Regions from separate parts of the Homo sapiens genome. Here region 2 is linked to region 1. Evidence: read pairs that join two places in POLR2A ChIA-PET (ENCODE). Cell type or tissue: GM12878. All regions are shown on one strand.

Evidence for each region. ChIA-PET counts read pairs that join two places held together with the same protein. Peaks named below come from ENCODE experiments on the same cell type or tissue, not always from the same donor. Only the 100,000 strongest peaks of a DNase experiment are listed, where the experiment ranks them.
Region 2: POLR2A ChIA-PET joins it to region 1 with 5 read pairs; 2 of 35 experiments call an interaction of 5 or more read pairs at or near these places.

Annotation. Positions count from the first base shown.
Region 1 is chr6:16,574,007-16,582,006 of GRCh38, reverse strand. The region is part of intron 4 of ATXN1 (ataxin 1); the gene reads left to right. Among named protein-coding and RNA genes, the nearest start is that of ATXN1-AS1, 180 kb to the left of the region's middle. In GM12878, no CTCF peak of the experiment used is centred here; a DNase peak (open chromatin) is centred at 4,976.
Region 2 is chr6:16,362,925-16,370,924 of GRCh38, reverse strand. All of the region lies in intron 6 of ATXN1 (ataxin 1), which reads left to right. Among named protein-coding and RNA genes, the nearest start is that of GMPR, 130 kb to the right of the region's middle. In GM12878, no CTCF peak of the experiment used is centred here; no DNase peak of the experiment used is centred here.

The DNA.
Region 1 (8,000 bases):
AGATCATCGGGCTACTCATCTCTCAATTTAGGTAATGTAAATGATGCATCTTATTGACAATCCATATCCTTAAGAAATTGTGAAATGAGTCTTTTACTTTTTATAACTCTACAAACATGTTAGAAAGATGGATGTCACCGTGTCTTTATCACAGTATGGTGATTTTTCTTAACCACCCAAAGGAAGAATCGAGGTGCACCAGAACACGTGTACCTTGTTCTCTTATTAACCATATCCTTTTTCTTACTTTACCCACTATAATTCACCTCAGAGAGTGAGATTAATTATATAATTAATCCTACCTTTTGTGCACATGCATAATTAACTTTATTTAGTTCACTTTAAACAGATTTTAGGTTCCAGATCTAAATAATAGCCCCTCCATTTGTCACATCTTGACCTCTTTACTATTTGGTACCCTTCCACTCAGCATTGTTTGTGGGATTGTGGTTCTTCTTACCTTCCTCCCTCCATTCCTGGGTGCTTTTAGTGGTCTCTTAAATAACAGGCTCTGCTCAGAGATTTCTTTTATCTCCTTAGGCCTTGACCTGCATTTGGTAAAGGCTGCATTTTTAGCTTCGGATTTACTGTCTTTGACGAACCTTTTTCTCTATTGTATCCCTCCCTGGTCAGCTGCTCTCTTCGGGCCCTCAAACATCCACCACGTACTCTACCCAGATGTTTTCTTCTTTCTTTAACATGTCCAGTTGAGTTGCCCATATCATCCCCTACTCCCCATCCACACACCCACCCAGCACACACACACACACACACACGCGCGCACACACACACACACACACACACACACACAGTGCATTCTCGAACATGGGGTCTTTTCCCCTTCAGGCACCGTATGTAACCCACCCCGCCCCTCAGCTCTTAGGAAATGTTTCCTTTATCCTACAGAAACACAAAAAGAAAAACTGTAGGGTTGTGAGTCCCTCTCAACCCTTCGACTACATCTATATCATAAGGTTGAAAATGAAATGAAAAAGGTTGAAATGTACATTTCTAAGGTTAAGAAAATCCTACTGATATTAAGTATTTAAAACACAGACTTCCCCAAAATTTATCTTTCAGCATAAATATGCCCTTCCCTTTTCTCCCACCCTTCCTTCAATCTGTAGATAGCCTCCATAATTCATAGCCAGTTTGGGTAAAGGCATTATTTTGAGACATTTAATGATTTTTTTAGGAAAAGCGAAAAAATGTAGGGTCAAAGATTCAAGAGTATATTGTGTTTTATATGTAGGCGTAGCTTTTAAACTATTTTGGATACTTTAAAGTTTTAAAATAACTTACCAGGCTTCTTTATGAAGCATTTTATTCTTTGAAAGTTTTATAAATAATATGATTTCTGGTGTCAGTATGGAAACATTCACATAGTTGTAATAACTCTCATGAAATAAGGTAGACTATTCCATCATCTGTGTTTACTCTTAAAACACATTAGAAAATGGTTGATATCAAAGCTTACAATTTTGTCTTTCTTATTGCTACCCTAAAGCAGACTGCTGCACAGACCTTCCCCTGCTACACTAATGCTGCTTTCAATGTTGGCAAACCATACTACTCAAAGTGCGGGCAAAACTCGAGGTAGAAATCCAACTTTCATACAGCTTTATCAAAATGACAGTATTCTATGGTACTTTTCAAATCACTATTTTTTTCTCTTAGAGGTTATCAAATGAAATGAAGCATTTAAATATGTTTTCTAAATTCAGGAATGTGAGATAGGAGAGCTTTTGACATTATAGGATTCAGCGGTGGAAGAGAAAATGAACATCCAGTTCCCTTTCTCCCTAACTCAAGATCTGTGCTCCCTGAATATCATTAGTGCTTCTCATTTCATCAGTGTTCAAATAGTGAATCATTCATTCACTGATTGTTGAAACAACTGTTATAAGATTTGGAAATAATATACAGAACATCTTGGAAGTACTTTTTTTTTATTAGCAAGAAGCAGCTATATGCCAAAAGTATTAAGAAGGATCATCTCTTCAGAATAAGTGAGAAGTATATCACTGGTAATTTTTTAGATTTTTGCTGAATGTTTTAGTAAAATTTGGGAAGGTAGTTTTTTTTTGAGTTGGCAATTATATGCTGTCCCTCTTGTTTTCTCTTCCAAAATAATCATTCTTCTCTCTCTCTCTCTCTCTAAAATGGGAGCCACAGAGCCACTGTCAGAATTGTATACATATAAACCTGAGAACATTGCCTGGCCTGGCACATAGTCAATGCTCAATAAACATTTCTTGCTACTGTATCTACTGTGTTCTGTTCCCCCTCTGTTCAACACCCTGTATTTTTTCCTGGTGGAGATTTTCCTGAGTACCTAAACAAATAAACATAGCCAAACAAAACAAGAATTCAGTGCTGATGCCGTGTGCTTTAGAAGCTGGGTCTGTGCTTGACTTGACTGACGGAGATGTGATACTCTGAGTGTGTCTGCAGATAAAGCCAAATTCAAAATTCAAGTGAAACGCCCTTGGACTTGGGAATGAATCGGCGGGTGGGGGGGGGGGGCTTTGACCAAGGTACTCAGTGACCCTGTGCTTCCAAGTTCTCCATCTGTAACATGAGTGGTTTGCTCTCAGAGGTTTCTTCCACCTCTAAAAATTACCATCATTTTGCAACCTTGATGCTTTAAGACTTTGAAGTCCCTGTGGAAAAGAACCTATGAAAAGCGGTCACTGTTTCTGTTTTCCCCGTGCATTTTAGTGGCTGCATAGAGTGTTTTTTGGTGTGTGTCTTCCATCTTGCTCAGGTGGAGCTAATGACCTCCTTCTCCAGGATAGACAATAAAACAAACCAAAACAAAAACACTCTGTTCATGCACAAAGGCAACCCTCTTCCAGATGCTTAACCCCTTAAATGAGTATTTCGATGACACAGAGGGATCATCACTTCACTTGCCACTGAAATACAGCCATCTCTGGAGTGAAATTTGGCAGCTGGGAAGTAGTCAAGCTGCAGTACTTATATGACAGTTTGGGGAAAAGGAGTGAGACAGAAATAGCAGATTCCAAAATAATCCCATTAAAACAGCAGGGAAAGTGGAATTGGGCAATAAGATGGGAGGATGGTTTGCCCCAAAGTCTGACTGTCCTGTTTAGACAATGCGGACTTCAGCCCCAGAAGCTCTAACTTGTGTCACTGCTGGAATATAGTGACCACAGTCAAGAATCCCCTACACACACCCCAAAAAGGGGGGCTTATCTAATGTCCCATTGATCTATCGTCTTGTGATTTTTTTTTTTTTCTCTTTTTCCTGCTACTCTAGTTATCAGGCTGTGCTGGCACATAAATGGATCTGTCTTTTTAAAGCTACCTCTTCCTTTTGCCCCCTGCATAAGATAGTGTTGTAGGTAAGCATGTTATAACATCAGAAAGTACTCAGCTGAGAAGGAGTGATGTTAAAGCACCCTTTGGGCTGGCTCTGGAAGGATGAACTGACTGACCAGAAAGGAAAACTCTTCTGTTTAATTCCAGGATCTTGGGAATAACAGTGACAGAGAAAGAAGATTCGAGAAGTAGATGTGGTTGAGTACAAATGTAGAACTCTTCAGATTTTCTGGAATGGGGTAGCCATTGTGATAAATATTAGGATATGAGCGTGGAAGTCGTAGTGGATAAATTTGAAAGCTACTCAGCAATATGTGCAGCAACAGTTTTTAAAAAGCAAAAGGAAGATTTGTCAACATAGTTAGAAATCCTCAGATCCTCAGATAATGGAACATCATATCTCTCAAAAGGAAGATTCCAGGGAATAAAGAAAGCAGATGATAAGGGAACCTGGGCATTTTAGTTTAACCAGAAAATAGAACGTTACCAAAAAATTTAGAGATTAAAGAGTCAGTTTCATTTAGAAGCACATAAAATGTTTATGTAATGAGCAGAATTTATAGAGTCTACTATTATAAAATAGAACCAAAAATGAATTCAAGAAAAATGTAATAAAATTAATGTAGTGGGAGAAAATGAAATACAATATCAGAAATTCTAGTTTTGAATCTCAGTTCTGCAACTTATCAGCTTTGTGACCTTAGGGAAATCACTCAAAATCTGAGGGTTTTTTCCGCATCTCTATAAAATAGAAATAATTATAATATCTGTCTCACAGGGGTATTGTGATGATCAAATGAGATAATGCATTGAAAATGTTTTGTAAATTGTAGAGCCCTCTACATATGCTATTTCTATAACTCTGCAATTTCTTATGGCATGGAGTGAGCTCTCAGAGACAGTAATCACATGTGGAAATAGCTTAGAGAAGCAGTCATATCAGAGGCAAAATCTATTGTATAAAAATTTAAAAATTCATATGAATTATTTTTTCTGCTTCTCATTTTTCTGGCTCAGAAATTCTTCTATGTTTACAGAATTTTTCCAAAAATATTCTGGTAAGCCCTGTAACAGAATTGTCCACTCTCTGTTAAGCGGTAAACCACATGATTTTTTTTCCTTTTTTTTTTTTTTTTTTGAGACAGAGTCTTGCTCTGTTGCCCAAGCTGGAGTGCAATGGCACGATCTCGGCTCACTGCAACCTCTGCCTCCCAGGTTCAAGCAATCCTTTTGCCTCAGCTTCCCAAGTAGCTGGGACTACAGGTGTGCGCCACTGCACCTGGCTAATTTTTGTATTTTTAGTAGAGATGGGGTTTCACTATGTTGGCTAGGCTGGTCTCGAACTCCTGGCCTCAGGTGATCCACCCTCCTCGGCCTCCCAAAGGGCTGGGATTGCAGGCATGAGCCACCGTGCCCGGCCAAACCACAAGATTTTATAGTAAATATTGCCTGTGAGTAAACCTTGAATAACAACATTAAAGCAGAAGACTGCTATCTTGTGTCATTTGATAATCCTAATTTAGGGAGGTCTGGGCAGAGAAAAGCGGGGTGTGTCTGTGGTCTGGGGACAAGAGTAATGTAAGTAGCATGCCACATGATGAAGACTGAAACGGAGACAGTGAAGCACGGTAAATCTTTACTGAGTGTGGGCTGGTGTGCTGAAGTTCCCTTTATGCATCAGCCCATCTGTCTCATTAGCTTCTCTCTTAATCACAGGCTCCATGAAGTGTCTACTTGTCTTTTTTTAGCTTTTTATGTCAATCTCCTATAAAAGCAAAAGGAAGTCAACTGGCCTTTATGCTGTTTGTGTATACTCCATGCATGCTCGGGGTGGGGCCAGCTGTATTTATAAATGCATGCTAACATGGGGGTTACTCTGTGTGCATAAGAGCTTATTTGTATGTGCATTCATGAATATGTGTACATTTGGGCAGATACACAAAGACACAACACATATGTGCCTCTGCTGTATGCTCTCTTACATGGAAAAGACACATTGACATTAATTAGAAAAGGTGATATGAAACAGTGAAAGTAAAATTCCTTTCGGCAGTATTTACTATTGTAATTAAAGTGCATGATGTAACATTATATGTGCAGGAGAATTTGCTTATTCATCCTTTAGAACAATAGTAGGAGTTACATATTAACAGGTTTAAGTGTCAATAAGTGTCTGAATACAGATTCTCTATTGTGTGCAGTTCTTGTAATAAGGCAGTGTATTTTCCTTGTGTCTTTGCTTGCTTGGAATTGAAAATGCTTTGGATGAAGAATGTTGCAGAGTGTAATTTGTGGCAGAAAATATGCCCCCACTGTTTGTTTATTATTCCTGAGGACATTTGCTGGGCTGAACTATCATATGTAGAAAAGAACAGCTTTGTTTGGAAAATACTGTAAGAGCAGTACAAGAAAATTGAATTAAGTAAAGAGACTTAGGGAGTCCATCTTTCTCTGATGATATTCCTTATTTGCTCTTCATTATTCCCTGTGAAGGAATAAAAACGATGAAATTGGATTTGAAGACTGGATTAAGACAAATGACTTTTCAGATTTTTTTTTTTTTACCTTAGCTGTTTCCAATTTTCCTAGAAAAGCACATAGTCACTATATAAAGAGTCTGAGTTTATTGCATTAAATCTTCCTAAATAGTGTGCCCTTGAGGTTTGATGTGGGGAATTAGTTTAGAAGATTCAGGGGCTTGGAGTACCTGCTAACTGTGTGATGGCGTGTGTCTCTAGAAATTTTATATGCCCATTGATTTTTATAGAGCAAGCAGTACAATAGAAGGGAAGCAGGATGCTGCTTGGTCTTAAGGAAGTCTTTCCTGCCTACCAATTGCCACACCCCTTTTTCTCCAGGTAGAGTTGACTATGTTTTCTTCTGGGCCATTGCTGTACTTGCCTAATACTTTTAATAAGGACTTGCAAATGTGCCTGTAGGTCTCTTCTAACTAGGCTGTAAACCACTCGGACAGAGGAATTGTTTTATTTCTTGTAACTCTAACACCTAACACAAGGCCCTCAAGATAACCTGTCAAATGAATGAACAGATGAGCTGAATACCCGCTGTGTGCCTGTTCTTGTCTTAAGACATGAGGGACAACCTGTAACACAGGACACAATGTGGCTGTGTCTGCTCTGAAATGGTAGAATATCTAGCTACAGCTTAGAATAACTGGGTAAGGAAATAAATGCTGGATTATAACCCAAAGAATAAAATATCCAACGAGTCCAATGAATAAATAAATAAGGGAAAAGGAATGACTCTTCCCTGCAGCAGAATTTCAGTTAATAAACAAACGAGGAAGGAAGCAGTATGAAAACATCATTAGAACTCATAGTAAGAATTGCCACGAGAAAGTCCCACCGATGGATGCATTAGATGGGCAGATGTGGATTAGATGGATTAGAATGAGCGGGCAAAAGTATATGCAGAAACAGGAAATTCGTAGAATTTTAAAATATCCCTACCCCAAACATTTAGTAATTACAAGGAGAAAAATAAAAGTTTACGGTGAAGAATCCTGGCAGACATCACCTTAACTGAGTGATCAAGGTTAATGTCACCAGTGATACATATTGACATCGTGTGTCCCACTGAGAAGGGCGTGTCATCTCTGATATCCTCCCTGAAAAGGCATAATCTCACTCTAATCAAGAAAAAAATAGCAAACTCAAATGGAAGGACATTCGAAAAAATAACTGACCCCTCCCCTTAAAATTGTCAAGGTCTTTAAGGATAAGGAAGGATTCAGGAACTGTCACAGATTAGCAGAAACTAAGAAATATGACCACATAAAATTCTAAGTATGATCCTGAAACAGGAAAAAAAAAAAAAAAGCCTGTTTGGTGCAAAAACTGGTGAAATCCTAATACACCCTACGGTTTGTTGAGTAGTCGTGACCCAGGTTAACTTTCTAGTTTTGATCGTGGTTCTATGGCTTTGTAAGCTGTTAATATAGGGGGAAACTGGGTGGAAGGTACAAGGGAGCTCTGTACTATTTTTGCCGCTTTCTGTAAATCTAAAATTATCTTCAAAAAAACCTAGTTGACACTTAGGTAGGCCGAGGTGGGCAGATCACTTGAGGTCAGGAGATCGAGACCAGACTGGCCAACATGGTGAAACCCCATCTCTACTGAAAATACAAAAATTAGGCCGGGTGCGGTGGCTCATGCCTGTAATCCCAACACTTTGGGAGGCCGAGGCGGGCGGATCACCTGAGGTCGGGAGTTCGAGACCACCCTGAGCAACATGGAGAAACCCCGTTTCTACTAAAAATACAAATAAAATTAGCTGGGCATGGTGGCGCATGCCTGTAATCCCAGCTACTCAAGAGGCTGAGGCAGGAGAAGCACTTGAACCCCGGAGGCAGAGGTTGCAGTGAGCCGAGATCGCGCCACTGCATGCCAGCCTGGGCGACAGAGCGAGACTCCGTCTCAAATAAATAAATAAATAAATAATACAAAAATTAGCTAGGCATGGTGGTGTGTACCTGTAATCCCAGCTACTTGGGAGGCTGAGGCAAGAGAATTGCTTGAACCTGGAAGGCAGAGGTTGCAGTGAGCTGAGATCCGGCCACTGCACTCCAGCCTGGGTGACAGAGTGAGACTCCATCAAAAAACAAAACAAAACAAAAAATCTAGTTCAGGGCACAA
Region 2 (8,000 bases), 210 kb after region 1:
ATTAATATTTAGCTCCATTAATTTATGTGTCCAAATTCCTTACCATTTGCCAAGTGCTTTTGGATTTTACAGTTAGTTACAAACTGTAGTTTAAGGTTTTTCTGGCTTTACTTCATTCTTCCTTTAACTAGCTTTAAAAAACTAGTTTATAATTCTAGTTACAATACAATGTTAAGTGAAAGAACTGATTCAAAATTATATATTCAGAATTATTCTAACTTTGTAAACATGCATAGATATATGTGAGCTTTAAAAAAGAAAATTATATATATATGCCAAAATACAATCAAAATGTAAATAGTGGATATATCATGTTGGAGATATTAGGAGCAGTTTTATATTTTTTAAGTTTTCTGTGTTTCCACATATGATCACACTTTATTTTTATATCAGAAAAAAGCTATCTTAGTTGTGCATTGTACATTAGAAATATTAGTTTTGAAGATAACCTAAACACAAGTTTTTATTTCTTCTGTCACAGTTGCCTCTTTTCTTAAAATCGTGTTTGCCAGTTTCTTTCACGACACTGCAAACAATTTTAGTAGCTTCAGTTCTTTGATAAATCTGTAGCTTTTAGATCTTTGATTACTATTAGCAAAGAAAAGATAGACCCAAATGAAAAACAGTTGCATTTTTGAAATATGTCCGGCGGGGGTTGATGTGGAAAGAACAATTCCTCTCAACTCCAGGGTCAAAGCAGCAGCCCTGCCAGGCTCTGTCGGGGTCGCCTGGAGAACATCACTTAACTTTCTACATCAGTTCCTGCTTCTGGACATTATAACATTCATGATATCCACCTCATGCAGGATTCCTGGGAGGAGCAGATCAGATCATAATGTGTGTGAAGGGGCTTTGAACGACAGTCACCACATTATTACCACCATAAGCATTATTTCCATTTCAAAAATGGTAGAGGAGGGAAGATGCAGATGTTCTCTTTATGTTGGCTCGGCACCAGGCACGTCCAGGTTGTGCTGCTTTACCCTCCAGCATGAAGAGTTAGAAGGTAAATATCGATATTGCTTTTCATAACTAATAGCTTCATAGTTCATGTCAGGTGATTTCTTGGCTTCCGTTAGCATTTCAGAGACCATTATACACAGCAGCCATCCTCTGCAGAGCTGGAGAAAACTCATTTTTCAAGGCAAATAGTCCCAAGTCAGGGTTCAGTCCTGGTGGAATGAAATAAAGAAGGAGAGTTTATCTTTAAGGTAAGCTAGCATTTAAGTAGATGTTGGATATTATCAGAGATGCTTATGAGGGGCAGAGAGCATTGAAGACTTATACCCTTTGCACATCTTTAAATGCCTGTAAGTGCTTACCAGGAGCCAAGAGCGAACGGGTGGCTGCGTGCAAATGCTAGAGGTTAACCCCTGTCCATGGGCATTTACCGCATGAGTAAAAATTTATTGCAGAGTTCAGGACTGTGATTCTGCTGCTCATTTCTGTAGCGTATTTCTTTATCTGAAAGGATGCCCATTGTCCTTTCTAGCTTTTTGGGCCATAACCGTGAGGGAAGGCCCAAAGGAAGAACCTCTGTTGGAGATCAGGTTTATTCATCCATGTGGGTGGAGGTACGAAGGAGGGAAGAACCTCTGTTGGATATCGGGTTTCTTTGTCTGTGTGGGTTGGAGACTAGTAGAATAGGGGAAACCACATACTGCCCATTCCTCCAGGATCATTTTCCATTTGGATATTTAGAAAGCAACAAGAGAGGAGTTTTAGAAGACAAGGTAGATGATTTCAAGTTACTTTAACATAGAGGAAGAAAGTTTCCTTCTATTTTTAATGGCTAGTGCATGATTTGTGGGAGTGAAGATTGGGAGGGGGCACGGACGAACACCAGGAAGAGGCGGTTAATTTATTGGTCCCCATTAATTGAATTTAATAAGTGAGTTTTGTCAGTTTAGCAATATCCATTAGTTTCAGAGAGTGTTTCAGTATTATTCTGTAAAAGCATCCAGGGATATATTTTACAGCTACAGCATAGATTATCTTGCACACATATTGAAGTAAAGATACCTTTCAACATTCCAGATACTGACTTTTCACCCAAATTTGAAAATCTCCATTTAGCACTTTCTAAAATACCAGTGAAAATTAATATAGTTTTGTAGATTTATGTACTAAGATGCAGATTAAGACATGTGGAATCTAATGAACATAGCAGGAAAAGAAAATTTTCTCAAGTCTGTTCATTACTATTCCTCATCACATTTTTTATTATTTAATAGCTTATTCCTTGAATATGTGTGACTTGGGATTAGATGTGCCAGTTGGAAGACCTCAGAGGTTCAGAAATTCACAGACATGTGAAATATAAAACCGTATTCATTTAGCAGATACTGATAGGCATATAAAATAGAACCTTCATCATCTATCTTTAGAAAAAGAAGATTAAACAGAAGTGTAATTAATTTGCCAACTCTGCTTCCCGATTGAGACATTTATCAAAGTTGATCTTTAATCATTAGTTTCCTAATCTGTAAAATGAAGTCTATTATGACCTCTAAGGTCTATTTGTAACAGTTAGGATTAGGTTCAGTTCCATATCACCAAAAAAAAAAAAAAAAAAAAAAAAGAAGAAGAAGTCAAGCCAAAGAAATAGACATTTATTTTTCTCTCACATAAAAGTGGTTTTGAGAGGTAAGCAGTCCAGGGTGATTATGGTCACTGCACAGGCTCAGAAACATTGTCACCTTTCTATTCTGCCATGCTGTAGTATATTTCTTTTCTTTTCTTTCTTTTTTTTTTTGAGACAGATTCTTGCTCTGTCTCCCAGGCTGGAGTGCAGTGGCATGATTTCAGCTCACTGCAACCTCTTCCTCTTGGGTTCGAGCAATTGTCCTGCCTCAGGCTCCCGAGTAACTGGGACTACAGGTGCGCACCAACATGTCTGGCTAATTTTTATGTATTTTTTAGTAGAGACAGGGTTTCACATGTTGGCCAAGCTGGTCTCGAACTCCTGACCTCAAGTGATGCACCCGCCTCAGCCTATGTCTCACATACAAGATGGCTGCATAGCTCTAGCCTTTAACATTACCATTCCAGAAAGCAGAAAGGAGGAAGAGACGAAGGACCTACCCCCTTTCCAAAGACACTTGCCAGAGGAACCATACCACATTTTTGTTTACTTCATGTCAACAAGAATTTAGTCTAGGCATACCTAGCTGCAAGGCTAGGCATACCTTCTTGCAAGTCTAGGCATACCTTCTTGCAAGGCAAGAAGAAGATCAGGTCATTCAGTTGGGCAGCAATGTGTCTACCTCAAAACCAAGGTTTCTACTTCTAAGGAAAAGAAGGAAAGTGGGATATTGGGGTAAGCAACAATTATCCACAGGTTTTGAGCTCAAAAAGCCGTGATCGCATGTTTCTGGGAAAATTTGACCTATACAATCGAGTCTGAATGTGTGCTGGGTGTGTACAAATCAGACAACTTCAACTGTGAGCCTTCATTAGCTCTCCCCTTTATCTAGACTTAGGATTGTATTTCCAGGCATAGGTCAGAATCTTTACACTGATTGTGTGTGTGTCTGTATGTGTGTGTGTGTGTGTGTGTGTGAGAGAGAGAGAGAGAGAGAGAGAGAGAGAAACAGAATCTTGGCTGCAAGATGTGCTGAATATAAACACAATAACTTAGCAATTTATAACTGCCCCTTTCCCATCTCTGCCCCCTCCCCAGTATCAGCATACGCAGTGTTACCCCCACACTATCAATATGTCAATGATTAATAGCAACTGGCAAATGTGTGCTTTCCATGAGACTTGTATGCAAGGTTACTCGGGTTCACAGAGGCTGCTAATAACAGCAGCACTATTGAATTATGCTATGTGTCTGTGTCTGTTAAGACAGGTCGGAGGACAGGGGAGGAAACTTCCCCCAGGGTAATTGAGAGACAAAGTCACTAAAAGCTACAGATCTCCAGTTTGGGCTCTATGCATGAGATTGTTCTTAAAAGTCAAAGAAATATAAAAGGAAATTGCACATTTGTAATTTTTTTAAGTTCCCCATTTCATAGCTCATTAAAACCAGGACTTTAATATTCTGGGTCAGAACCCCCATTGGATATTTTTGTGAACATGTAACATGTGGGTTGATTAGAGGTTTGGGCCTGTTTTTTTCTTTTTCTTTTTTTTTTTTTTTCAGACAGAGTCTCACTCTGTCACCCAGGCTGGAGTGTAGTGGTGTAGTCTCGGCTCACTGCAACCTCCACCTCCCGGGTTCAAGTGATTCTCCTGTCTCAGCCTCCCGAGTAGCTGGGATTACAGGTGCCCGCCATCATGCCCGGCTAATTTTTGTATTTTTAATAGAGAAGGGGTTTCAATATGTTGGCTAGTCTGGTCTCCAACACCTGACCTCAAGTGATCCACCTGCCTCGGCCTCCCAAAGTGCTGGGATTACAGGCATGAGCCACCGTGCCCAGCCTGGCCTATTTTATTTCATGCATATATAGTTTAAGTGTCTCTGAGATTCTTGATCAACTAACAAAATCCAAGAGGCCCTTTTGTTATATTCTAAATTCATTCCTGCTTCTGATTGTTGCAAAGGGGTCAGCGGATAGGGTGCCAGAGCCAGAAGTTAGCTAGGTGGCAGGTTCTGAATTAATGTGGTATTCTGGGTAATATAATGTCATTTCCTAGGGAACTGCCAGCATCTAGCTGACCTCCAAGAGGACAAGTGGTCAGGAAGGTGGAGATAGTATTAGAACTGTTATTATTGTTGTTGTTTTTAACAAGCAGACCTGTCATGAAACTTGCCATAGAGGTCCCCTTTTCCATATATCACCAAAGCCTCATAGGTAAGAAAAGGTAAACATCCAAGATTGTTTCTTTAAAGATTGCTGTTGGGCAGACCAAGATTTAGCCACAAAAATAAACATAATCTCTGATGCTGAGAAGAGATCAGAATGAGTTGAAACACAGGGGAAAAAAGAAGTAAGCAGAAAAAAATTTTACAATAGTAGATATGGGGATTAGATAGATAGACGGCTATATAGATATATAGGACTCTGAATAGACCCATTACAGGCAGGCATGTAAGTGGAAATGATTAATATATAGATGTAGACACAGGTAATTCTATATAAATGTGGAAGAGCAGCAGGAAGTTTCTACAGCTGGGAAGGAAAAGGTAATTTTTTAAAAATGAGGTCATTACAGGTTGTTTGGGTCCAGGCAGATTCCCATTGTCCTCCCTAAACACTGCTTGTAAACAGTTTTGGGACTGAATGCACCCTTTGACTGTAGTCTATGCTTTACATTGACTAGAACTGACAAACAGATGAAAAGTAAAATAATGTTTCTAGAGATTTTCTATTTGGTTATGTCATTTTTTTCCATGGACACATCTGGCTAAAGCCAAGGGGTGTTAAGCCCCCAAATGTCATTTGAATGTTCTTACAGTATGAAGAAGAGGAAGAAGAAACACTTTGAAAACCAATAATTCGGCCAGGCGCAGTGGCTCAATGCCTGTAATCCCAGCACTTTGGGAGGCCAATGTGGGTGGATCACCTGAGGTCAGGAGTTCGAGACCAGCCTGGCCAACATGGTGAAACCCCATCTCTACTAAAAATACAAAAAGTTAGGCAGGCGTGGTGATGCGTGCCTGCAGTCCCAGCTACTCAGGAGGCTGAGGCAGAAGAATCACTTGAACTTGGGAGGCAGAGGTTGCAGTAAGCCAAGGTTGCACCACTGCACTCCAGCCTGGGCAACAGAGTGAGACTTTGTCTCAATAAGAAAAAAAAGAAAACCGGTAATTCTGTTTTGGAACTCCTTGCTCTGCTATGGCACATGTATACATATGTAACAAACGTGCACATTGTGCATATGTACCCTAGAACTTAAAGTGTAATAAAATATATATATATATGAAAAAAGAAAAAGAAAACAACAGTGCTGATTGAGGTGTCACACTTTTGCTGGTTGTCTCTCCTGGGTATACCTCTAGCTTATCACCGCCATTCTGGGAAGACAGGAGCAACTGCCTTTTAGCTGTAGTCACCACTCATTTCCCTGTTAGCCCCTTGTGGACTGGAAGCTCCTTGAAGGAGACAAGGCACCAAGTCACATTTTACTTCATATCCCACCACCATGATGTGCCTGGCACGTAAATGTTGAATAATCTGAACGAGTGGATCCCTGAACAGTTTAATAAAATGGGGTTTAAGGAGACTGTGACATTCATGAATAGCATCACATCCAGGCTTATTTCTATGGCTTTCTATTGGGCTCAATGCCTGGGTCCCTGGCACATGAGAAACAAGTATCCTTGAGCAGTAGGGGAACCATACCTTATTCTTACCACCTCAAAATATCTAGAACTGGCTGGGTGCGGTGGCTCATGCCTGTAATCCCAGCACATTGGGAGGCTGAGGCGGGCAGATCACGAGGTCAGGAGATCGAGACCATCCTGGCTAACACAGTGAAACCCTATCTCTACTAAAAATACAAAAAATTAGCCAGGCGTGGTGGCGGGTGCCTGTAGTCCCAGATACTCGGGAGGCTGAGGCAGGAGAATGGTGTGAACGTGGAGGCGGAGCTTGCAGTGAGCTGAGATCGCGCCACTGCACTCCAGCCTGGCGACAGAACGAGCCTCCATCTCCAAAAAAAAAAAATCTAGAACCTCAGCATGAAGCCATTTTTAAAATGGTGCCCTATACTTAGTCAAATTCAGGCAATTCAGTTTGGGGAATTATTTTCTGTAAATGAGGTGCTCTGAATCAGAGTTCTGACTCCAGCTTTACTGGCTGCCTAAGTGCCATGGTTTAGTGTAATGAAAATACAGTGGGGGGTCCTTAAGGCATCATTCAGGGTCTACCTTTAAGCGACTCCAGCTCTTGAACTTAATGAACTGGACACTTTCAAGTTCTGAACATGGTAAATAAAAGCCAGCACCTGCTGCCAAAATACCTTGTCTCATAATCAAAATCATTTCTAGAGCCAGCGGAACATGGATTCCCTGAGAAATTCCCACTGACTCAGCAATTTTAGGTTGGGATTTTATTTTAGAGTCACTTAACGAAAAGATTTCACCTAGTGGCATGGCCCCAATATTTATCAGGTAACTCTGGCCCCATCTCAGCAGACTGACTGATTCAATCATCTTACCCTTTACTGGGGATGAAACGAAATGCTTACTAACTCACTCCTGACCCCACCTGCCACTCCAAGTCATTCCAGCAAACAAATCCGTAATAGATTGCTGAGAGGGGGAAGATAGGTGAAATTGGAGAATACACTAAAAATCAACTAGTTTTAAACGGTACGGGTGGGAGCCATGCCCCCTCTGTACTGGTCCACTTTATAAATCCCAGAGGGAACTCATTCTATGCTTGAAGGAAAACTTTGCCTTGTTCTTTGGTTAGATTGTGCTGAACAGATCAATTCATGTCAAAGAGCATCAACTTTTCTTATTTATGCCATGGCTTCCATACCACATCACACTTTATTTACTCTTAGTGGAACCTTGAATCAATGATCAATTTTGTTTTGTCCTTCAGTGGAGTATCAGACACCAGGACAACCTGGTCAGCAAATATTCTGAAGTCCTCAGCAGTTATTACTAGACAGGATATTAGCATATGGCACATCATGGAATTAATTTATGTAACACATACTTAGCATGCACCTATCAAATATGTATCAGGCACAGTGCCACGGCCTTAGGATGGAGAAGAAAAAACATAGTTCTTGCTCTCAGAGAGCTTAGATCTAGAAGTTGATAGATGCTGTTTTCCAAGTTTCTCCACTTGTATTTCTGAAACTGTGAACAGCCAACTGACATGTAGTAAGCAATCATTTTTCCAGAAAAAGTCTGTTGGGGTGAAATAACATGATAAGGGATCTGAGAAAAGTAGGCAGGGTAGGGATGGCAATGGGGAAGATTCCGTTATAAAGGAACAGCATACATATAGATTATATCGCTGTATATTTGTGTCTGTGAAGCACCTCATTTAATTAGATGGTATCATGGCAACTAGAAGAGTGCTTACTTAAATGAG